Linked DNA regions of Mus musculus: all the other regions are linked to region 3. Evidence: chromatin loops called from intact Hi-C (ENCODE). Cell type or tissue: heart. All regions are shown on one strand. Region 1 overlaps Lmo7 (LIM domain only 7). Region 2 overlaps Lmo7 (LIM domain only 7). Region 3 overlaps Lmo7 (LIM domain only 7).

Evidence for each region. Hi-C counts contacts between places; a loop is a spot of excess contacts. Peaks named below come from ENCODE experiments on the same cell type or tissue, not always from the same donor. Only the 100,000 strongest peaks of a DNase experiment are listed, where the experiment ranks them.
Region 1: it touches region 3 in a loop (4-fold over the local background); 12 of 42 quality-filtered maps call a loop at or near these places.
Region 2: a loop joins it to region 3, with 4 times the contacts of the local background. A loop is called at or near these places in 6 of 42 quality-filtered maps.

The regions. Positions count from the first base shown.
Region 1 is chr14:101,911,481-101,919,480 of GRCm38, reverse strand. Lmo7 (LIM domain only 7) reads right to left here. Exons shown (of 31, transcript NM_201529.2): 17 at 7,321-7,482; 18 at 6,135-6,241; 19 at 5,144-5,204; 20 at 3,737-3,793; 21 at 1,825-1,850; 22 at 1,437-1,541; 23 at 777-869; 24 at 1-272. Among named protein-coding and RNA genes, the nearest start is that of Lmo7, 190 kb to the right of the region's middle. In heart, a CTCF peak has its summit at 7,574; DNase peaks (open chromatin) are centred at 3,410 and 7,310.
Region 2 is chr14:101,882,574-101,890,573 of GRCm38, reverse strand. It overlaps Lmo7 (LIM domain only 7), which reads right to left. Exons shown (of 31, transcript NM_201529.2): 8 at 6,160-6,412; 9 at 5,002-5,283; 10 at 2,918-3,637; 11 at 1,868-1,897. It also overlaps the pseudogene Gm52170. Among named protein-coding and RNA genes, the nearest start is that of Lmo7, 160 kb to the right of the region's middle. In heart, no CTCF peak of the experiment used is centred here; DNase peaks (open chromatin) are centred at 4,093 and 7,423; H3K4me3 peaks cover 4,961 bases; H3K27ac peaks cover 4,774 bases.
Region 3 is chr14:101,778,603-101,786,602 of GRCm38, reverse strand. The region is part of intron 1 of Lmo7 (LIM domain only 7); the gene reads right to left. Among named protein-coding and RNA genes, the nearest start is that of Lmo7, 53 kb to the right of the region's middle. In heart, a CTCF peak has its summit at 4,499; no DNase peak of the experiment used is centred here.

The DNA of each region.
Region 1 (8,000 bases), 130 kb before region 3:
TCTGCCCAGGCCTGGGCCTCCCGCTGCTTGCGGCGCTCCTCTTCCTGAGCCTCTTGCTCCTTCCGTTTCTTCTCCTGCTCAAGTTCCTGCAGCTTCTGACTTTGGTCCTCATACACAGCATCGTCTTCCAGCTGTCCCCTGTCCTCCTCTCCCGCTCGGGTGCCTTCGCTGTCCAGAGACTTGGACCCTTCACTCCACGTGGCTTCCCAGGTGGCGGCCACAGGCTCCCGGGAGGTCAGAGAAATGCTGTTGGAATTTAGGACCATCAGCTCCTAGGCAGCCCATAAAAGAAAGCAAACACGTCACTGTCACCATCTGTCTCTCTATCATTTCGTACAGAGAGGAGATTAATGGTAAGCAGCCAAAAAGATAGTCACAGTGCCTTAAAAAAAAAAAAAAAAAAATCCCAGCACTTGGGAGGCAGAGGCAGGCGGATTTCTGAGTTCAAGGCCAGCCTGGTCTACAGAGTGAGTTCCAGGACAGCCAGGGCTACACAGAGAAACCCTGCCTCGAAAAAAAACAAAAAACAAAAAATAAGAAAACAAACAAAAAACAAAGACTGAGGTCTAAGTTGGAGCAGAAAGACTACTCCAAAATTCCAAGGAATAACTGCTTGGTGCTATACAAGAGAAAAGTTAAAATAGCAAGGCAAATTTCTAACATACTAGAATTCAATACAGAGGTGAGAGTGTCTAGGAAAATGGGGTGTGGTGTCCTCCGCTAGGTTCTCCAACAAGGTATAGAGAAGAATAAGAACAAGGCGTGCGTCATGGTACCTCATCCAGGTACTTGGAATTCTCTCTCTCCGCCTCCTGTTGGGCTCTCTGCCACTCCTCCCTCAGCTTCTCCTGCTCACGCTGGTATTTTTCCTGTGAGGAAATAGGGCATAATGATTAATCAAGGTTGCCTTCTCATGGGAAGCAGAATATTTTCCATTAACAATTTTGCTGTCTCTAAACCTTCATGTCACTCTTTCATGTGACCAATCAGAGTTTTAGTCCTGGAAGAAAGAGGAAAAAAAAAAAAAAAAGGTCTTGCATTAAGCTAAAATACAGGTGTCAAGAAAGAGTAGGCACCTATGCCCAACCTTTACTGCTGATGTAAATTCATCAAGGCCTCCAGCTAGGATAAGGGAGGCTGATTGATGGCAAACCAGATCTCTTCTACTGCTAACAAGGACAAGTGCTCACAGTCTGGGCGTGTCACTCTTCACTGGGTCCATAAGGGTTAATGTCTGATAGTTTTGAAAACCACCAAACTGGAAAAGTAAGGGTCGGTGCAAAATATGCACGCAATACGCAACAGTCTTAGCTAGTGGTGAGGACGATATCTTGGTTCTGCTTTTTTTCAAGCTTGCTTCTCAAGACTGGGTGGCACAGGTGAGAAGAGCCCAATGAAAGCCGAGCGCCGGATTCCCGCAGGCTGTGTGGAGCTACCTGCAATAGGCGATCTTGCTCTTTCTGCCACCGCTCCTGCCTCCGTCTCTCCTCCTCTTGATCCCAAGCCCAGCGACTCGGGGCACTGAGGGTTGGAACTGGAAGCTAACCAGTTTGTGGCACAGGAGAATGGAAACACAGAACACCACGTCACTAAGTCATCTACTGAAACACGTCCACACTCAGCAATCATTGATTTCAACGCTGGCTTATACCACAATGATGCAGACATGGTCTCACAGATCAGCGTCAGTCTTTCCAGCTTACAACATGACAATCTGATCAACATTGATGCATCTTAACACTAAACAAGAAATAGTACTGTGTAGTAGCCCTGTCCTACCCAACTTCCCTCACATAGGACCAACTGCAAAAGTCTAATACTCACATCGGGGGCCACAGAATCCGAGCTTCCTGCGAGCAAGGAAGAAAGGCACAACGTGAGTTTCCATTTCTCCAAAGTAATTCTTTTCACAGCACTAGCTGTCCCTGCCAGCATAGGAGTGACATCAGCCTTCTGTTTAACCTTTCCCTTCAGTTCTCTTGGGAACTCGTCATCCAAATTCAAATTTAATAACAGAGGAAACCGCTGGTACCTCAGACTCTTAGAAACAGAGCCGAGCCCACTTTACCGCTTCTGTTATTTGAAACACAAGTATTCAAGTTTGATGTGTAACCCAGCAGGCACAGTGTTGTTGTTGTTGTTGTTATTGTTATTATTATTATTATTATTATTATTATTATTATACTCTATTGTTGCTTTCTGAGAATGAAACCCAGGCTGACCTCAAGCTCAACTAATGTAGCAAACAAACACTGACTGTGAACTTTGAGTCCGTCTGCCTCCAACTTCCATGTGCTGGGACTTCAGGTGTGGATGCCCCTGCCCCTTTAATCCAGGATGGTCTTGAACTTTTAATTTTCCTGCCTAGCCTTGGCATTCGAGCTGGGTATGACTACACTCGGTTAGCTTATTCCTTCTTTCATCAGGGAGCTTGTATAAATATGTGTCAACACATTGTACAATTCTAGAAAAGTGAAATTTCAGAAAGTATAGTATTATACAGTATTTAGAAATTTTTCTGAAATCTCCACCGTCACATAAATTATTCACTTATATAACTATTTTTTTTAAGTTGTCATAAGAATTAGGAAAATTCTTGTCCCTAAAATAGCTCACTGAAGAAAAATTAGAGAAAACTAGAATAAAGACAAGGCATTATTTTGTTTTAGCCAGCTTGAATTAGGTGTGTGATATCACTTCAACTGAATAACCACAGAAAACAATAAGTTTAGTAAAAAAAAAAAAAAAATATATATATATATATATATGAATCAAAAGCACCAAGGACAGCTGATAAACTCTATTTATGGTCTGAGAGGAAACTTAATCTACTTTAAGAAGAATATTAGGTAATAAACACAACAGACACAAACCCAGTAGGTATCATAAAGCAATTTTTGAAATGTTTCATGAATCTTTAAAGAAATAGTAACATTTCAGATAGCAACAGTAAATCTCCTGTCATGTTGCAACTAAAATGTTAGATATTACTTTTAAGTTCCTCATAGCAAAACAGAGTTGAAACCACATTCAGGAGACAGAGGGTTAGACAGATGTGAGGATGAAGAGAAGCCGCATGCATCACACCTCACGAGGCAGTTCGTGCAGCTACACCAACATAGATGACTTCTCAGTGCTCCTGTGTTAGGTGCCACCAAATCTCCTTTACTTTACATTGCCTTTGACATCAACAGAGTCATCATTCTATGCCTTCCAACTCCATCATTCCAATAACGACAAGTAACTCTGCTCTTCAGGAATGGTATCTCCCATGACCAGAGCCAGGTTTGTTTGTTTGTTTTTGCTGTTTTGGGAAGTCTACCAAACATATGTTGGTGTAATCTAATGGCAAGCTGTGCAAGTGACGGAAGCAGGAAGCTGAAAATGAAATTCCTCAAGTCTTCCTGTTACCCGGTGGGGAAACACGTGTGTGTAGCAGCATCTCAGTGCGTGGGTGGTTTTGCTTTGTTTCCTTCACAAGGTTAAGAGAGGGGGGGGGGGAGAAACAGCTGGAAAGCTAGACAAAGGACACGCAAAGCCCGTTACCACAGAGGTAGACCCAGGAGCTGTAAGAAAAGCCTGGCCATCCTGGGGAAAGAAGGGAAACGGGTTACGTTGCTTGGTCACAAGAATAGCAAGATGGAAAGAGACTGGTGCCTGGAAGCACAGACTACAGAAGGCTGGAGTGAGAGATGAGATCATGAGAGCCCGGGAATAGTTTAGCTTGTCGGTTTACCTTGTTCAAAAAATTGTGATCGCCTTTTTAAATTTTTCAAAGAAATGGATTCTGATGCTAGTTGGAAAATAAGAAAATAAATACCACGTCATTCTTCCAATCCTTAGCAATATTATTTTCCAAATAACAAAATTGGTAGCCACTGAAGAGAAGAGATTATTTCAAGGCAGACACACACGTTTGAGTAGTCTACACGACATTCTAATTAGTAAAAGGAACCAATGCTTGTATTAATTATTTTTAGTCGGTAGCATCGTACCGTCACAGCAAGGAGAGGCATACAGTCTTCTTAAAGCATAATGTCCCCCAAGAAATGAAAACTAGCAGTTTTTGTTTAGGTTAATCAACCTAAAGTTAATTCTCCCCAAGCGCTTTTACAATATGATAAAGGGGAATTGAAAAGCATCTAGAGGAGACGTCAACAAAAGCAGTTCACCATAAAGAACAATCCAGTGAAAACAACTGCTGCTGACTTTTTAACTAAACAACCCTCGAGTAGCACAGAGTCCCAAGGTCACAATGTAGACGTCATATCAATTGGCTCTACTATTCGGGCCACTGGCAGAACAGAACAGGGATCCCTTCGATTTTAGTATCATGAAGGAATATAAGCAATTCTCATTTTAAAACTATGTGGATAAAGGAAAAAATAAAACCAACCCCAGCTTCTAATTATTAGAAATGAAGGGCAGAGATACTAATCACGGGAGATTCACAGACTTTGATCAGCTTTGTTCAATGTATCTGCCCAGGTATGTCTAAAGTCACCAAAACAAACAGTCCTACGACAAGAGGCCCTGGCTCATGGTGTAAGACCTGTAGCTTTTTCTAGCTTCTTTTCTGCTTATATGGACCTGAAAACTCTTTCTGGTATGTCTACAGAATAGCACACAATATTCAGTAGCTAGATTATTGCTGAACGGTCAAAGCAGAGAGTGAGAACTCTAACATCAGCCTGGACACTCTGCCATCTTTTTTCAGACAAGTGTGCCTTCCCTCAACTGTTGCTGCCATTGGTGTTTCTCTGCCAGGATCTGCCCCCTGCACATTGGTCCTTTTTAAAACAGTGAGGGAGGAAGGGCAGCCTCACCATTTTGTGTTTAAATGAAGATCCTTCTGCCAACACTCCATAGCCAGGAAGCTGCTGGCCCTGGGAAAATCTGTTCTCCCTTGGCTTAGGTACCCAGAGCCCTGAGCAGGCTGCTGAGCTTGTTTAGAGATCTTGACACATTCCAGGCTGGCACTGACTCCCTCTCACCTGGCCACAATTGCATCTACATGCTATTTGGTTTAAACTTGCTGTGCCTCCAGTTTTCCTTCACTTACAGATATTAACTTTTATGGCAGATCTTGAGCTTATGATTTACCATGTGCAACCAACAGAAGCAATTTAAGAGTGAGTTTTACCTTTTGAATCAAAGGGGTTACTTTCCTCGTGAATTCCATTGACTTCTTTGGATTCAGTATACTGGAAAGCGGGAGAAAAGCTAATTAACATTCTGTCTGATTGGACTTCGGAATTAAATAATGTATCTCTCATTAGGGAAAAGTATCTTTAAACAAGATGGGTTTTTCAGGGTGTTGATTAATTCCTCGTAGCTTATGTGTAGTAAAATCTTAATGTTTTTCATGACTCTCCAATACTTGTAAAAGGATTAATGACTAGCTGCAGGCAAAGATGACCATAAGTTTAATCAGTCATTGATGTTCTTAGAGGCATGATAGATAAAATAATCAGTCCTTCATTTGGTTTATATTTATGAGTAGTAAAACAGCCATTTAAGATTCTTTAACATTTCAATCCTTCAAAACTGTATTAATACTTTCTTATATTAGATAAGTTTATTCAGGTCAAAGTTTAAATTATCAACTGAAAATGAATAATTATGATTAGAAATAGATGCATTTTTTAAAAAAAACTGCATGAAAAAAATACTGCTTTTAACGTTTTGAAATTTCATACATTATAGTTTTTGAATCAATTCACAAAACTGATGATGTCTTGGTCACATAAGCAATCCAATCTATCAGATTCACCATGTAAGAATTAAGATGCTTTGTGAGGCTCCATGGTGCACACTTTACCAGTTGACTGGAGAGCACACAGATCACTTATAGCATGCAATCTTCCACATTAGCTCTTTCTCATTCACACAGATCTGAGAGAGGCCTGTGATGTTGACACTGGTGAGCACCACGGGCAGAACATCATTATGGGATGTCAATATCATTACATAACTCAATAATGATAGGCTGCTAATAAAAACGTATTTTCAAAGCTACACTTAGTCTAGGTACTCAGTATACCCTAACTTTATCTTATATTGTATCAAAATGATTTCACAAACCATTGCTTCCCCCATATCTATGGCCTCTAGGGGTACTCTGTTCTACTTACAGGACTCTGAAGGCTTTCAGAGAAATCAGTTGTGACTGATAAACTTGAAGACTTGTCTGAGTTGTAAATTCCTGATGTTGTATCGATCCACTTTGTTTCAGATGAACCTATAATTTTGGTAGCCACACTGGTAAGATTGAGGGTTTTATGCCGTATAAATGGCAGGGAAGGTTGGTCTTTGCCCCAGTCTGATTGGCACATGAAGATCAAGTAAGGAATACACATAGACGGTAAAGTGGAAAGAATACAGTTACTGAATGCACAGATATAAAATGTACACAGATAGATGTACAGACAGTCAGACAGGTGAATCAAGTCACATGTAAATGACAGAGACTTTAGGGCTTTAGCCAGCAGACCACCTTCCCAAGACACAAAAGTTAAAAAATCACGGTAGTTAGTAACAAGAAAACTAGCAAATGTGCTGATTCTTTTCTTAAATTGGGACTACATGTTATATGCCAATAGCAAAGACTGAAGAGACTCAATGCTCCCTTCCACCTGACCATCACCTATGACACAGAAACACTATGGTATAAAAAGCAGATTAAACTGCTATGAGAATAGGTAGGAACATGTCCCACTGGGACCTTGAGGGCAGCAGTATAGTTGAATAGTGCAGAGAACAGGAAACTGGACAGCCATTCTTTTTGGCTGTTCTTGTTTTTGTTTTTTTTTTTTTTTTTTCTGAGACAGGCTGTCCTGGAACTTACTCTGTAGACCAGCTGCCCTCAGGCTCAGATATCCACCTGCCTCTGCCTTTCCAGTCCTAGGATTAAAGGTGTGAGCCACCACTGCCCACCTCACACTGCCGTTTTTAATGCTTAGCTTTGTGATCATGAAGATCAAGTAACGAATACACACAGTTGCTAAAGTAGAAAGAATAGTTGCGACTCCCAGGTACAGATACATTTGCTTTTAATTGACATGTACATTCAGCTCTATCAGTTACAGAAAAAAGCAAAATGGTGTCGAATTCAGTAGATTTGCTAGTGAAGCATTTTCAGAAAGAATACTCAGAGGCAGTGTTTGTGATTTGTCCCAACAACGATGACAAAACAACTGTAAGCACAAAGCTATGTAAAATGGGGGTGGGGAGAGGATTAATGAAGCCAACTGTTAGAACCATCTGCCCAAGTTGGGTTTCCTTATTTAAAAAGCCAGACACAGTGGGAAGTGAACTCACCAGACTTTCCGTAACGCCGGACGTCCATCACTAAGTTTCCAGTTTCTTGGGCGTTTGCCATAACTTCCTCCCACTTTTTTGTATCCTTATATGAAAACTTGGTGTTATTGATGGCAAGAATTTCATCATCTACCTGCAGCTGAGAAAATTCTGCTGGGCTACCTAAACAACATAAAGGGAACAGTTGGATGAAGAGAAACCTGTACAGTATGCTCTCTGCTGTTTCTTTAAATTAAAGAGAATGACTTTTTCATCTCAGCAAGTTCAATTCATTTCCAGTAGGGGAGTAACACCGATATTTTCATATGTATCATATCTCAGATATATCTAATATCTGAATCCTTACACCACATGAAGTACCAAGGGCATTATTTATTTCATAGTCTCTATCTTTGTTTACATGGAAAGGAGAAATTTTAAATTCAGACAATAAAAAAATAACTTAATCATCTGAGGGACAAAGAGAAGCAATGTAATTATTTTTAAACTAAAAATGTGAAATATATACATTAATTGAGCATCAACTAGAACTCTGGGGGTGGGAAAAGAAGGGGAAAAAAAGAGTACCACATAAAACTACCACGAAAGCACAATGATTACAACAATTTTAAAAGAGCCAACTCAACACACAGTTCTGGATAATAGGAATCATTAAAGAGGGACCTCCTCTCATAGACAGA
Region 2 (8,000 bases), 100 kb before region 3:
ATGTAAGGAAATCACTGGTAACTTGGACAAAAAAAAAAAAATAGGAGAAAAAGGGGGAAATTAAATAACCTTACAACTGCTTCTAAACAGAGCTGCATTTTCTAAGACACATGAGGCCCCATTATCAGACAAGTCATGTAATATTCATTGGTCTCAATTAACTGATTATCTTGCTGTATTTGTATAGTTACCTTAGCCCAACACTACAGGAGGATTTTTTTTTTTTAAATAGCCTTTTCAATCAAATGCTGATAACCAATACAACCAAGTCCAATACTTGCAAGTGCTGACTGGAAGCATGTGCTGCCGACTGGTACAGTTAAGAAAAAGATCCTTCAGCATTTTGAGGTTGGATGTTTACATTTTCTTTATGGGTGTCTGTGGTAAGGGTGGGTGCATAGTACTGGGAACCGAACCTATAGCCTCGGGCAAGCTAGGCATGAATTCTACCATGAAACCCACTCTTGCCCTGGGAAATTCAAGTCACATCACAACTGATACTCTAAGAAAAAACAGGTAGGGCCAAGTCAGAGGTAGTTACATGCTTACTACACACCTCCAAGTATTTACTCTCTGGGTATTTTTAGACCCCCTTTTGGTAACCTATTTTAGAGATATGTTTATGCTACAAAGCCAAATGAACATTCCTCATGAAAGTTAGTCAGGATGCTTGAAGCTTCAAGGGGATTTTAAATCAAGTTAAAACAGCTTTCCTGCAATGAACTGATGAACAGATATCGAAGGGTTATGCCAAAAACTAATTTCTTCCCCCTCAAACGCCACACTGGGAAGGGTAACGGCAATAGCTGCCTATCCCTCAGTCGTGTCTTCAACATCTAGAGTTCTTACGGTGAATTCTGTTGACAATCTTGGTAGCTTCTAAAGTTTCCAAACTATTAACACTATTAAATACCGTTAAACTTAGAGGTTCAGAGAGATTAGACAAACTATGGTAAGGGGACAACTCCTGAGTCTGATTAAAATATTGAGTGTCCTTCACCTCTCCTCCTCAAAAACTATTACCAATTGATTTCAGTTACAGAAAGCCAGGTAAAACTGCATTGAGAATGAATAACAACTTAAAATAGTCTAGAACTGGGAAAACACGTGAGACAATCAGATTTATATTACATTGACATGTTTATCCACTGAATTTTAAATACCGGTAGACCAAACCTGCGAAATAATTTAAATATATTTCTTGTAACAATATTGGAAATGACCAAGATTACTTTTTATAGTTTTGAAAGTCTAGTTTGTTCTTTATAGGCAGCTACATTACAGTAAAATTTCTACCGTAATCAAGAATCTTGGAAATATCTCCTAAAACTATTAACTGTGCCCACTAATAAAATTCCTCAGGAGCTAAGTGTGTGAATTCTGCCAGCTACCTGAGTTCTAACATTAAGCAAGCAGTCATATCTTTTCCTATCACAGGCTCTCAAAGACGTAATTTATGGGGGAGACCTTCAACAAAAAGAAACCAGAAGCTTAGTGTATTGTAGGAATCATATAGCAAAACGAGCGTAGTCTTAGCATGATGCTTTGTGACTTTCAGTCATTACATTAAAAAAGAAAATGAAAAAGAAAAAGTGGTGGAGTTAAATTTTAATACAGCCAAAAATAAATAAATAAATAAATAAATAAATAAATAAATAAATGATACTGCTTTATACAACTGTTCATGCATTGGGCATTTAGATACAAAAATATTGCTATAGGGTTGCAATGTTAATAAAAAGTAAGTAGACGTCCCATGCACTGCACACAGCACTCATTTAGTGACATGCCAGGACAGAGGTGCGGTGAGTTACAGAGGAGACAAACAGATAGGAGGGATTATTTTTAATGGGAACCATACACTTACCCATTCTCACCATAGATCTTTTGAAAGAGTCTAAGAAACCAAAAAACCAAACATTAAAAAGGGTCATTCTCTCCAGCGGTGTTCGCTTCTAAGTACTCGACGTCTTTAACTTGAGTTTAACTGCAAATGGGCAAATCTGAACCAGCTGCCCTTAGCTGCTTCTTAAATATCAACTTTTAAGTATATCAACTTTTAGTCCGTCTCCTATGTCAACGAACTAAGGTCAAATAATATCAACATTTTCTACACTTGATCTTAGCCAAAAGGCCGAGAAGCGATATATCAACATTTTCTAAATTTACTCTGAGCCAACAAGTTCATAAGAAAAGGCCTCCACTTGCCAGGAGCTAAGTTAGATTTAGGGCCATTCGCTGTATTGAGCCTGGTCAAATTTGCCCGTTCCCCACCTGTAGCGAGCCGAAGAGCTATCAGGAAGCCACGTGGCTCGTTTTACAGAAATGGCCACAACTACAAACAAATAATTTGACAGACTCATGCATTTCAATGGAATTTGCACTGAACTTTATAAATAAAAATGCTACAAACTGACAGTTCACAAAACCTAGAATGACCACAAAAATCGACTTAAATGAAATCTGCAATCACATAGTTTTCAGAAAATATTTAGCTCAATTAAAAAAAAAGAGACTGCAAAATATGATAAACACATAAAATCAAACCACAGCAAGACTGCCACAAAAGTGGTAAACATGATGATAAAAACCCGCAGACACAATTAGAATATATTTTTGTCCAATGTCACATCAGAATGTTCTAATGGACTCTTTCAAGCCAGGGGCAAGCTTTGCATATACCTTCTCCAGTCATCCTAAGCTGAGTAAATGTGGAATTGTATGGAATCACACGTCTTCCATGAACTGACTAAAAGTTTCTCAAAGCCAAATAATTTTTTTTTAAAACAGGATGCTTCAAAACGGCACACAGCATGCAGAGCTGAAAAATGGATGCGGCTTTTTTTTTTTCCCCAATAAGGAAAGTTACACAAGAGCATCCATCACAAGCCAACTCCTTGCAGAAACACACTCTGACCTCTCAACCATCAGCCGCTTCCTGTGCCTAAGCCTGCTGGCCTCCCAGATGGCCTCCCACTTCTGCAGGTCGGCCTCGCTGCAGGGGCCAGGCTTGAAACTGATGGGAGGTACAGCAGTCCCCAGCTTCCAAGACTGGATCTTGCGAGCCAACATGTCGTCTTTCTTCTGTCGATAGGAAGGGACTAACACTCTACAGCCGCTGCTTTGTTCTTTGGGTGGGCGTGTCCTTTCGAGCACAGAGAGAAACTTCGCTTGGATTTCTGGAGGTAGGGTCCAGGGTTCAGGGAAAGGGACTGGCTGGTACCTATCCGGGGCCCCAGAAAGGGGCACTTCTTTCTTCTGAGCTGGAATCCTGCGGACAATCATATCATCCTTTTCTAAATCTGGAAGTACGAGTTCACCTTCCCGACACTGCAAAATTATATCTCGTTCCACGGCATCGTCTGGCTCCGAGAAACTTCTAAAGTCTTCAAAGGCTCGAAGGACACACGGATTTGCATGGAAAGCCCCTGTTTTTCTGACAAAGAAATCATCATTTTCTAAGTCGGGATCTAGGGCTGGCAGCTCAAGGTCATGGGCTCGATAGCCTGGTGCGGGAGAGCGATTCTTCCTGCGAGTTATGAGCCTGGGGCCAGAGGTAGGATCGAGTTTGACACTTGTTTCCGAGGACAAGATGTCATCAGAGTAGGTTTGGAGGGCCTGAAGCAATAAAAACTGACTGATGCACAGAAAAGAGAAAAGGGAGGGAGAATCGTAGTAAGTATGAGGAGAAAGACAGCAGACCAACCAGTAGTCATCGGGGTTTATGGAGGGCGGGGCTTATTTTAGGAGCGATGGAAGGGAGTATTACAAACAAGACAAATATTCAAAACTAGTCTCTGACTTTCCTGGAGTATCATCTAAAGAAACACGAGGCTATACTCCCAGGAAGAGTGAATACTATCAAGGTCAAGTCATTGACCTACAACTAAGATCAAGTGTACCTCCCAGCCTAGGCCTGGGCACCGCTCCTTGTACCAACTTTCTAATTCCATTATCCACAGTGGCTCGTCCCCTCCCTAGAGAATGTGTGATCAAGAGTTGGCCGTCATATACTGTATGCCAAGAGTACACACTGTTGTATTAATAGCACGTTGATTTCTACCGACTTTGCGGCAACACCCTCATGCGGAAGGCAGGATGCTTGTTACACACTGTGCCTTTACCCTGGGTCATTACGTTCCCATGACTCGGTACTCCGGGTCTAGGTTAAAGTAGCAGCAGAAGCAGTCAGAGAAGGTGTCTGGTCAGCCACAAGCAGGTAGCTCATGCAGACAGGTGCACCTGGATTCCTGCAAAGCACTGCTGGTCCTCCTGGCTGCATGGGTGTCACGTGACCTCATAGCGTGTTTGGTAGCTAGCTCCAGCAAGAGTGAAGGTCTTTGGTAGCTGCTGTCTAACCTATGGTCTGCCTTTTCTAGTCTACTGAAAATGGTGGAGCTTTGGAAAGAGCCCGAATCCTCATTCTCAGAGTCAGAATTCCTTCTGCCGAGAAGTGACAAGGAGAAAGGGGTGGGGGGTGGAGGAAGCAAAGAAAGAAATGAAGAGGAATGTAAGCTTGGAAATCAAATGCTGAGATAGAAATAAGAGGGGGGCCTTTTAAAGTCTAGAATCTGGAATATTTTATTGTGCTGCTGTTGTTGTTGTTGTGTTTTAATAATAGAAATATAGGCCACAGGCAGTTTATTAAAAGAAAAAAAAAAGTACCCTCAGGGGGTGGAAGGGAGCTTACAAGTAGGTCAGAAAGTTTCTTTTTCTTTTGTTTTCTTTTGTTTTGTTTTTAGAGACAGAGCCTCATTTTGAAGCTTAAGACTTTTTTTCAAACTTTTAATCCTCCTGCCTCAGCCTCCAGAGTGCTAAGATTCTAGGCATAGGCCCCCCTGTATAGTCTAAGGATAACACTTAAACATTTTTCTTTAATTATCAGAGTTCTACAGATGTTAGAGGGCAAATCAAGCTTTCTGGCTCCCTAACTGAAAAAAAACCAAGACACAGACTCCACCAGACTGGGACAGAGAACACCAGGAGCATGCAGAGACAAACCTGAATCCCTGAAATTCCTTATACCATGGCTTATAAGTCTCTCTTTTAATTTTTTTCCAGTTCATATCTTCTGGAGTCCAACATTTGGGAAGGAACTGATCAAAAGAGCTCCCTGGACTTGGCATGACGGGGCTAAGCTTCCGCACATACAGATCATCCTTCACAATGTTGGGCATGCGCGTGAGCTTTTCCTCTTCCTCTTCTACACACCAAGAAGAGGTGGAAGTTTCTTGGACTGTGTGCCAGGTCTCCATCTTGGGACCCCAGGTTCTCCTCTGGGTACTGTTCAAAATATCCAACCAGGTTAAAATACTGTGTGAGCAGTTTGTGGCGAAGAACCCGAAAGGCATGCACTCTACCCTCTCAATGCTTACACCCCTGTGAAGGAAATACGTTAACTCCGCATCTCAACACCACAGCTCCTAGGGCCAAAGTCAGACATTACAGCATCACCTCACTTTAGCTAGAGAAAAGCTGGATACCCAGGGCTATGTTAAGAGAAAGACGAATTCTAAGCACATTACCTGTTGCTTTTGTTTAATGCAATCAGCAGCAAGATAGATACCCAAGACCCAGGATAAATAGATGTCTGACCTTGTTAGTGTATGTAGCCCAGAGGCTAGCGTATCAAGTGAAAATACTCAAAGACAAGAGTTGACAGATGGGTTATGAGAGGAAACCCTCAGGTCTCTTTTCCACTTGGAATCTCTGGTTGGCTAAGTCAATCCAAAAACACATCAGGCAACCCGGCTTTCAGAACCACGAGGCTCCGTGCGGAAAGACGGATTTGAAAAACCGTCCTTTACTCTGCTAAGTCGGTGGGACAGTAAGGGTTTCTTTTCATGTCCACTGCTATCAACATGAAAGAAAAACAATGGAAAGAACACAGCAGAGCTCACATCGGTGATCCAGGGAGCTGAAACACACCAATAAACTGAGGGCATGCATCTAAAAGAAGCCCCGGTCATTGGATGCTGGCGTTCTGAAACACAATAACTGTCTTCAACATAGGACTGAAAACAGAGGTAAAAAAAGAAATTCCCATTAGTGGTATGTGCTAACTATACTTTAAATAGCCATTTCGTTAACCTTGTTAAACCTCATTAAACAGTTCCACAAATCCAGAAAGCACTCCGTAACCACATCACATGATACTACCTTGAAAATGTTCCGTCTGTTTCTGTGTAGACCGGGCTTGCCCAGCTCCTCCTGTTATCCTCGTGTTTGTCTGGCCTCTTCTTCCTCAAAGGTGCTGGCACATAGGACGGCTGCTTGCTTTTGTTCGGCAAGAAACGATTGAACGGGAGAGCTGACTTTGGCTCAATGGCTGAAATCCTTCGGTAGGACATATCATCTTTGTTGTAATCCTGCATTTTGAATGTAAATTCCCAATCGATGTCACTTTCGCAACCTATAACGGCACAAAAACTTGCTTTACTCTCCAGGGCTCTCCTGCTGAAGCCCCTTCCCTCAGCATATTCTCCTCTCCCCTGGAAACCCAGGGCTGCTGCTGAAAGGCCTGAATATTTTTAGAACTTTGTCAAGAAGTTGTGATAAGACCCACGAGGAGGGACTTGCCTTCCCACTGGAGGCACACACGTAGTGCATTCTTCTGCAGTCATGATAAGCAGATAAATCCCCCAAGCCCTGGACAGTCCCTTCTCTTTCCAACCTTCTTTGACACCACAGTGCTTCATAAATCTGCTGAGGTATATCACCTGATAAAATCCAATGAGACAGCGCAAGTCTACAGGAACTCAGTAATATAACAAAAGGCAGGAAGCCATCAGATTTCCAGGAAGTAACAGTCAAGCATAGAAACCAAAGGAAGATGGAGCAAGATTCAATGGTGATAGACAGACCCCTGTAAGGCCACTCTTAGGGACATGGATCCTACATCAGAGAAGCCAGGCTAGATGACATCTGAAGTCCTAATGAATTATATCTTATGCATACACGAGAGCACCAAACTAAAGCTTACTTGATAAGCACAGAAGCTGTAATGGAAACCAGGAATTGTGGTTAAAACTCTACTTAAAAGCAGGTTTAACGGGGGTGGGGGGGATTAAGAGGAGGGGGAGAAGGAAAGAAGGGAGAGGAGAAGGAGGAAAAGGGAAAGGAGAAAAAGAATGAGAAAGTATTTGTGATAGATCCCAAGGATAGACAGAAACAGATAATAATATATTCTCTAATTAGAAGAAGGAGGGAAAGAAACAGCTCTTAAAAACCCAATAAGAATAGAGAGAGTAACCACACAAGTCGCCTGCAGTAAACTCCTTCCTGTCCCTTGTTCCCTGCCTCCAGTGCACTTGTAAAACGCCAGTAGTTGGTAAGGGTTGCAGACTTCCTCCCTGCTGCAGAAGGCGGCTCCCCTCATAGCTACTGGCTGTCAGCACACCAGCCAGGTTAACGTGACCTAACACAGTTTGCCTTTGTCACCTGCCAGGCAGGAATGAACAGCAAACAATGCCAATATGGTTCAGAGGAAGTGGTCTGACACAGCTATGTCACAAGAACCGGTGAAAGGGGAGTCTGGGTGGAAAGACAGCCACAGCCAGGACAACCAGAGTCATTAAGCTACTTTCCCTGTTTTGTGTGTGTGTGTGTGTGTGTGTGTGTGTGTGTGTGTTTGTTAAACACTTTCTTTTAAAAGAACAAGAAAAAAGTTGCTTTCCTTACTAAAACCTACTAGTAAAATTTGTAAATCACATTCCATTTGTTTTTTGAAGTTTTAAACTTAAAAATATTATTTTTAAGCCTATATACAAATACCACTCCTGATGTGTTTTCATATAAAACTCATTAAATGCACAGTTTTCTAATCCTAAAAATATTATCCTAAGTGTGGTTACCACCCACTATAATTGTGTGGGTAGCAGAATTTTAATACAGTAATCACAGAAAAGCTTCATGCTCCTGGAACCCAGCTCCCTCCCACTACCCTACTTAGAATTGTCTACCTGTCTAGCCCTTAAACAAGGTTCCCTTGCACTGAGACT
Region 3 (8,000 bases):
TTATGCCTTGAATGTGGAAAGTCTCCCATAGGCTCACGTGTTTGAACACATGGTCCTTAGATGATGTTGTTTTTGGAAGTTGTGGACTGTTTAGGAAATGCAGCCTCCCCAGGAGAAGTGAAGACTTCGAGAGACCTTTGCATTTGTAGCTTTCCCTGCTTCCTGTCTCTGCTTCCAGGTCTACGAAGGTACAAATCAGCAGCCTCAAGCTCCTGCATTGACAGCCTACCACCATGAAGAGAATCCCCTCAGACCATGAGGCAGAATAAATCCCTGCTCCTTTAAGTTGTTCTTCCTTGTCAGAACAAGCAGAAAAGTAACCAATATACCCAAGTTTACAAATAAAGAAAAGTAAGTTACAGAAAACTTACTGACATTGAGACTTGGGTCAGCAAGCTTTGAACATTCAATTTGGTGACCTCTAAGTAGAGAGAGGATCCTCCCTCCTGTGCCTCACGCTCCCCAGTCCCTACCACAGGCTCTATGTCACTCAGCTCCTCCCTGGCTAAGATGCAGCTGACCCGTGCGTGCTCAGCACTCATGGGAAATCCAAGTATTCCTCCTAGGACTACATCCAGGCAAGAAGATAAAGCTTTGGGTTACATGAGGTTGATCTCCAGGGGAAGAGTGTGACTTAGGTTTTGGAGAAAGACACAGCTTTCATTCCAAGGCTCACTTAACTCACATAGCCCACAACTCCCACAGGTGAGAAACAAATCCTAGATCTGCCAGTTGCTCAAGGATTAAAAATCAAGGTCTGGGAAAACACTGGTGTCACGCTGGTGTTCTGGCTTGTTAGGTCAACTTGACATCTGAGAGAAGTCATCTTGAGAGGAGGAGACGCTGACTGAGAAAACGCATCTGGAAGATCAGGCTATAGGGAGACAAGTCTAGGAAGCATTTTATTTTTGAACTAGTGACCAATGGGAGAGAGCCCAGCCCATTATGGGTGGGGACACCCCTGGGATGGTGGTCCTGGGGGTTCTTTAAGAAAGCAGTCTCAGCAAGCCATGGGAGTAAGCCAGTAAGCAGCATTCCTCCATGGCAGCTACATCAGCCTCTGCCTCCAGGTCCTCTCCTCCTTCCATAACTATCCTGACTTTCCTCAGTGATAGGCTTGCCTTGAGCTATGAGCAAAATAAACTCATTCCCCCACAACTTGTTTTTGGTCATTGTGTTTCATCACAGCAATAGTAACCATAACTAAGACACTTTGGTGATACACCCTTGGTAGGTGGGAATAACCCTTTAAACCAGAGCTTGTACCATGGTGGACCTGTTAATTTGAAAGTTTTCCTGGACTAGAATCTAGCTTCCCTGTTAAACTGTCTTCTAAATAAACAAATTGGGGGCTGGTGAGATGGCTCAGTGGGTAAGAGCACCCGACTGCTCTTCCGAAGGTCCGGAGTTCAAATCCCAGCAACCACATGGTAGCTCACAACCATCCGTAATGAGATCTGACTCCCTCTTCTGGAGTGTCTGAAGACAGCTACAGTGTACTTACATATAAATAAAATCTTTTAAAAAAATTATTTTGTCCATTTACTGAAAAATTAATAAAAAATAAACTGAAAAATTCATTTCCCCTTTAAGAGTCTAACCCTGTTTTGAAATGTGTGGGCAAAATGGTATTTTAAGGCTAGGCACCTCTGTGAACTGTGGTTAAGTCTCTGAGTTGTAGCATGTGAATTGGTGAAATGATATTGTATATTCAGCAAATAACATAGCTTTGAGGGGCATGATTCCCCAATCACTAGCCTCTATTAAACCTTGGCATTGTACTACATAATATTCTGGAATGTACCAGAGCTATTTCTGCCAATACTAATATCATCTGATAGCAAAACCAAAGCCAACTCACAAGTCTTCCAAGTCTGTGGTCATCAGAATTGCACAGATCACCAATTCTAAACAGAATACAATGTTTCATGGTGGTCACAAGTCTAAAAATTTTTCCAAAGCCATTGCCCTCTTCAAGACCTTCCTCTAAGAGTGGGTGTAGTAATTACACCTCCCAATGCAAGTTCCTCAGGCACGGGCCCACACAGGGAAAGAAACAGCAAAAATATGAAACAGTCTAAACACTTGAGGTTCTCATTCAGTCATTATGGAGCCAAATGCCAGCTAGGCTACATTCCTTGAGCAAAGAAAAGAAGTAAAATAATTTCTGATGCAGGACAAGTTACACCCCAAGCGCCATAATCCACTTTAATCTTATAGCTCAAGCTAATCGCTCTAAGTGGCTATAGTGATGGAGCCCAAAGATAAACACCAATGGGAAGGACTAAGTGAAACTACAAGAAAGGAAGATTCCCTCCAGTGCTGATAGTAGGCACAAATTTGCTTGGGACACAAAACCAAGACCACATGAGCCCTGTTAGCCACAAGTTAAGGTCTCTGGAGACAGCAAACCCCCAAATGTGTTCCTCTTAAACACGTCTATTTTGCTAGCACCTACTACTTATAAAGATTAAATTTTGTCTCCAAACATAGGTCCATACTCCAATTTAAACTGTTGCAAGTGGATAGAAAGTATTCATGAAAAAGTCTCCCCAAAGCCCTGACTACTGCATGAGTTATTTTTTTCCAGATCAACAAGTTTTTAAGTAGTGGGTATACAAGTCGTAAGTGGATGTGAGCATCCATTATCAGAATATTTCAAGTATAGTTATAATGCTTAATATAATCATGGGTTTTCAAGAGTCAAAAGATGCTGTTGTTTTGTACAGAAATGTCTCACACACATGAACAAGTCTCAACAATGGCCTGCCTAGCTCCCCGTGAATTCCCGTGAGAGTCATCACTGTGGGAAACATTCATTTTTAGAAATGGTGTGGCTACATTACAGTTTCAGGTGAAGAGTCACTACTTAGTCCTATATGGACTTCAAATTGAGAGGTCTACCCTTTGGTGACAATGATACAATTCACTCTTCAGTGTAAGTTTGGCATCGAGAGACGGAGTTCGTATGTCTGTGACATAAACATCCCACTCAACGACTCTTCATGGATGTCTACTCCTAAGGTTGTCTGTGGCACTGATCAACAGTGACACAGTTCTTCAGGAATCTACTTGTCAAGCTCCCAGTAACCAACTCAACAAGGAATTCCAGGAAGCAAGGAGAGAGTTACAATTCTATCCCTACTTTGATCTCAAAGAAAATGAAAACCTTTTTTCCACATGAAATCTCAGACACAAACATTTATATTTATTTAGCCTTGCTCATGTTAAGCAAAAGAAGTGGGTGCCACCTAAAAGCTTATCAATCAATCAATGAATAAATTGACTACAATTAAAACCATATAGTGAAATATTGAAGTGCTGATACACGATACAGCATGGATGATTCTTGGAAATAGGCAGAAGGAAAGAAGCCCGACAAAAAAGGTCATGATGTGTCTCCTTTGCATTGTGGGTAACAATTCCACAGAATTAAGATCTCTGCAGTCCATTTATTATCTTTTCCATAACTTCCTTTGTTAGTTTTCAACACACGAGATCTAAAACATACCTAAAAGTATAACAAATGGGGCCCCAGCTCTTGGGTATACAAACTTCCACTAGCTGTCTTCTGTGAGTGAGCCACACTTCCAACTACAGGACTACTAAGAAATCCCTTCCTCAAGCAACTCAGATGCTAAGCTCTTTCCTTTAGACTCTTTCTGAGCCTTAGGAGATCTCAATCACGTTTCCAGTTCACCTCAAAAGTTTAACTTACTAATTTAAAATATCCTTGACCAAGAACTAGTTTTATTTGTACTTACTAGGGTGATTTGTTTAAAAGGTAGAGAATAATTTTTAAACACCATTTTGGAGCTTACTTAAGACATATAATGTACCGTATACTTAACCCATAGACATTGATTAATTGGGTTTCTTCCCCAAATACTGATGGCCTTAGGAATCCTTCTTCAGGAAACCCAGTGACCTCCCTTAGCAACGCTGACGCAGTATGCTGAGAACTATAAGTTCTCTTTGAAAATGGAGAACAGTATCCGGACAGCATTACGTCATAACCAAGAGTGCCTGGTCCTGAGTGATGAACAGCCGTGTGGAGGGATGTTCCTGATGCCCTTTGTCTCCTTGCCTGGTTTGTGAACACCACCTCATAGACTCATGATGCTCCATAGGAAGGACTAACTTGTCAACTCTTAACTGAGTGTAGAGACTCACTGTCTGCAGAGTTAGTGAAACACAGCCAAGTTTGTAGGCCTTTCTCTGGAAGATTCTGATTCAAATGTCTTGGGCTGGCCTAGAAGTTCTCCTCTGACTCTGTGTGTCACTGAGATATGACTACAAGACAAACTGTTTGGATGGGAAGGACTTAGGACCTGCCAAGAAGCCTGGATTCCTCTGGTATGTGTTTGATTTTAAACAGGTACTTCGGGCTTCCTTATGAGAGAACAAATTTGCACCAAACTGTCACCTCCACAGTACTCTTCCTTAGAGGACAAACGAAACAAAGCCTGAAATCCGTCTCTGTTCTTTGCTGCCACTGTCTGGTATGTTCTCAGTACTGCAGGAGTCTAAATATTAATGACTGGATCCAGGCACATTACTAAAAAGAATTTCAACAAAACAGCTCATTGTGAGGTTTAAAACACAACATAAGGTTGTATTTGGTGAAAGTGAGAAATATTTTTATAATACTGCAAAACTGTAGCCTTTACTAAGTATACGAAGGCTTCTAGAGTGTTCCCACAGGAGCATTGTTGGTTCACTCGGATAGATTTTGACACTTTGTACGTAAAAGTTTGTATATTAAAGTAGAGAATCAGTTTACTTGTAGATCTATGACCCTCCGTAGTTCTAAGAGAAGCCTGACAGATAGCTCAATGCCACAACACTAGCCAAGTATAGGTGTAGGCCTGGCTTCAATCCTCAAGACTACAAATGTATATGCATTTTTACAGAAAGAAACCCTGACTTAAGAAGTGTTCAGACGCCAAACTTAAGACTTCTGAGAGTCTTCTCAGTCCTCTTGACAATTTCCCTCCCCCAACAGGAGACTTTCCTGGGGCTCACGGACACAGAGATCTGCTTCCCCGGCCTAGCATTACCATGTGGCAGGCAGTTCAGATCCTCGCTTGACTATGCATCCGAACTGGGCGGGCCTGTGGCAGGGTGGGACTGGATGGGAAGCGGCAGGGCATGGGTTAATCAGGAAAGCTCTAACAGGGTGATTTGCTTCACCCTGGCCGTAAACCACTCTTTGTGTCAAACTCTGGGGCGGGGTTCGCCTGCCTTACAAATGTTTCTCACAGAGGCAAATGGTGTTAGTCATCTAGCTCTGGCCTGTCCTTGGATCCTTCTGCCTCAACTTTACTCTCCCAGCTGAGTATGTCATCTAGAAGAATCTTGCCTCACTCCTCGTCTCCAACCCGATTGGGTGAACAGTCCTCAGAGAGCCATGCACACCTCACTTTCTGTTGAAATCCTAGGATTTACATTTTCTGCATTGCTTAAACTCAAGCCTCAGAGGCTCTGCCCTTCCTCGCTGCTCCGCGGCCACATGCCCCACCCACTCAGGTTCTGCACCTGGCACAGATATGAACACAGGCTCCTCCAATCGATGGATGGATGGATGGATGGATGGATGGATGGATGGATGGATGGATGAATGGATGGATGGAAGGGTGGAAGCATGGCTCGGCCTTAATCTTTTGTCTCTTGAATACTTTTCAAAACTCTACTTTGTACTCCTTAAAAATAGCCATCTTGCTTTGGCTTTCCCAAAGTCACATCGACCCATAAACTCTGACCTTCCTAAAGGCTCAGTGCTTTCCTTAGTCCATTTCCACAGTTCAAACGGCCTCTCTCCACGGCCTCCACAAAGACCAATGTTCCTGAGTCAACCCTTTCCTCCCAGCACCTTCTGAGACTCTGAGTTACTAAGCCAGCAACCCGGGAATTACAATAGCTTTAATTCATCATTCTTAAGGCCACTCTTTTCTGTCCTAGACCAAAAGTTTACTGAAGTCAGGAATCACCATGAGGTGTCAGGTGATCTTCACGCACCACAGTACATGTGCAACAAGTGATTGTGATTCATTTTTAAATCTTTTAAGTCCTTAAAAATTTGAATTTGGCTCAGGCAAAAGAGAGACGGAGACAAGGGAAAACCTGGCAATAGTCAGAGAGAGAGCAAAGACCTACAGCAATGTTCACTAAAGTTTCCCTCCTCCTCAGAAAAGTGACAATTCTCCTACACCCAGGAACAGAGAACAGAGGCAAAGAACGAAAAAGCTGAAGAGGCTGAAGAGCAGCGAAGACAGGAGGGTTGCAGGAGCACATGAAATAATCATCAGGCCGCCCCGAGCGGAGCAGATGGCAGCCACAGACAATGGAGCCCAGCGCAGGCAATATGAAAGTTTGATGAATTTCCTAATAGCGGCATGATGAAAGCCCGGAGTCCAGAAATAGCCTAAAAATAGAACAAATGTCAGGGCTGCACAAAGCCTCATAGTGCCCTTCATTATTTACTCGCCTGTATTTGTACAATACGGCAAGTCTGAAAAGCTGTGGAGTCAAAACCAGTAAGAGATGAGAACCATAATAGTTTATATAATGAATATGAATATTATGCTGTTGGACCCTAAGGTGCGCTGTACTAATTCCAATACAATAATAATAATAATAATAATAATAATAATAAGGCTAAGCATGCACCTGACCCACCATTATAACTACATTCACTAAATGATCCCGACTGCTCACCACCATGATGAGAAGAACTAAACAAAAACAACCCACTGGCAATCCTCACGATGGGCAGAGAGATTTCTACAAGAATATACACTGCAACCTGTGGACTCTAACTTCTATAAACCAAACAAGATGGTCATCAATGCTCCATCACCATAGTGAAATCCTAGCGATAGATGATTAACGTATAATGAGGGAAGGCTCACTTTGGCTTCCATTTGTAGATGGTCTTGTCCATTACCCATGAGCCCCAGTTGTTTGGGGTGTGCCAAGGCAGAACAAGGAAGGAGCCTATAGTAATGTCAAATTACTCTCCTCACAGTCACGAAGCAAAGAACGTAAAAGAAGGAGTCAGTATGCCAAAATGACTCTCTAAAACATACCTCCAATGACCTCTCCAAACACCAGGACTCTGGTGAGCACATCTTTAACACACGGGCTTCTGAGATCATTCAAGACCTAGTCTAAGCCAAGCATGGTTGCACCTACCTGTAATCCAAGCACTCGGGAAGCTGGGGACAATGACTTCTAAGCTAGCCTTGTTCCCCAAAACAAAACTGAAGATAGAGGTTGAAGGTGAGTGCTACAAAGCAGTGGTTTCTGGACACAAACGATGTGACCACTGCCCTCCCGAACACACTGCAGCTGTGGTTTCCTGCAGGAGACCTGAGCAAGACTGGCCCATCACCATTTCAGCATACATGAAGGAGAGGTGCATGAGGCTCAACCCCTCACTAAGGGTCAGGGGCATTGTTGGAGGGAAGGGTTGGGGGGTGGGGGAGATGCAGGATGAAAGTGCAGAAAACATCACATACACATAATAAAGTGTCAAAAATAATAAATTAAAAAAATGTTTGAATTAATAACCTACAAAGACACAAATAATATCAAAAACACTTGGAGATTTCCCAAAGTGACGTAAGAGGACAAAAAAATCCATCTGAGAATGGTCTCATGAAGACTCCTGGCTTGGGCAAACCACGGCACGGAGCGGAAGGAAGACAGTAGAGAGGAGCTGAGTACTGTGAAGACGAAGCTGTTGAGTCAAGCTAGGGGACAACGCAATCATTTAATGATGGGAAAGACTCTCTAGGATATGACTACAGCCAACTAGAGCACAGAAGAACGTAGCTGAAGTTGAAGCAAAAGTCATGGAATTAGAAGCTTCTAGACTTCATAGGCCCTCTGGAAGTTGGAAAGACTACAGGCAACACAGAAGCCTTGGATTCTCAAAAAGACAAAGAGTATCTGAGTTGGGCGTGGTGACCCAGGCCTTTGATCCCAGCATCTTGGAG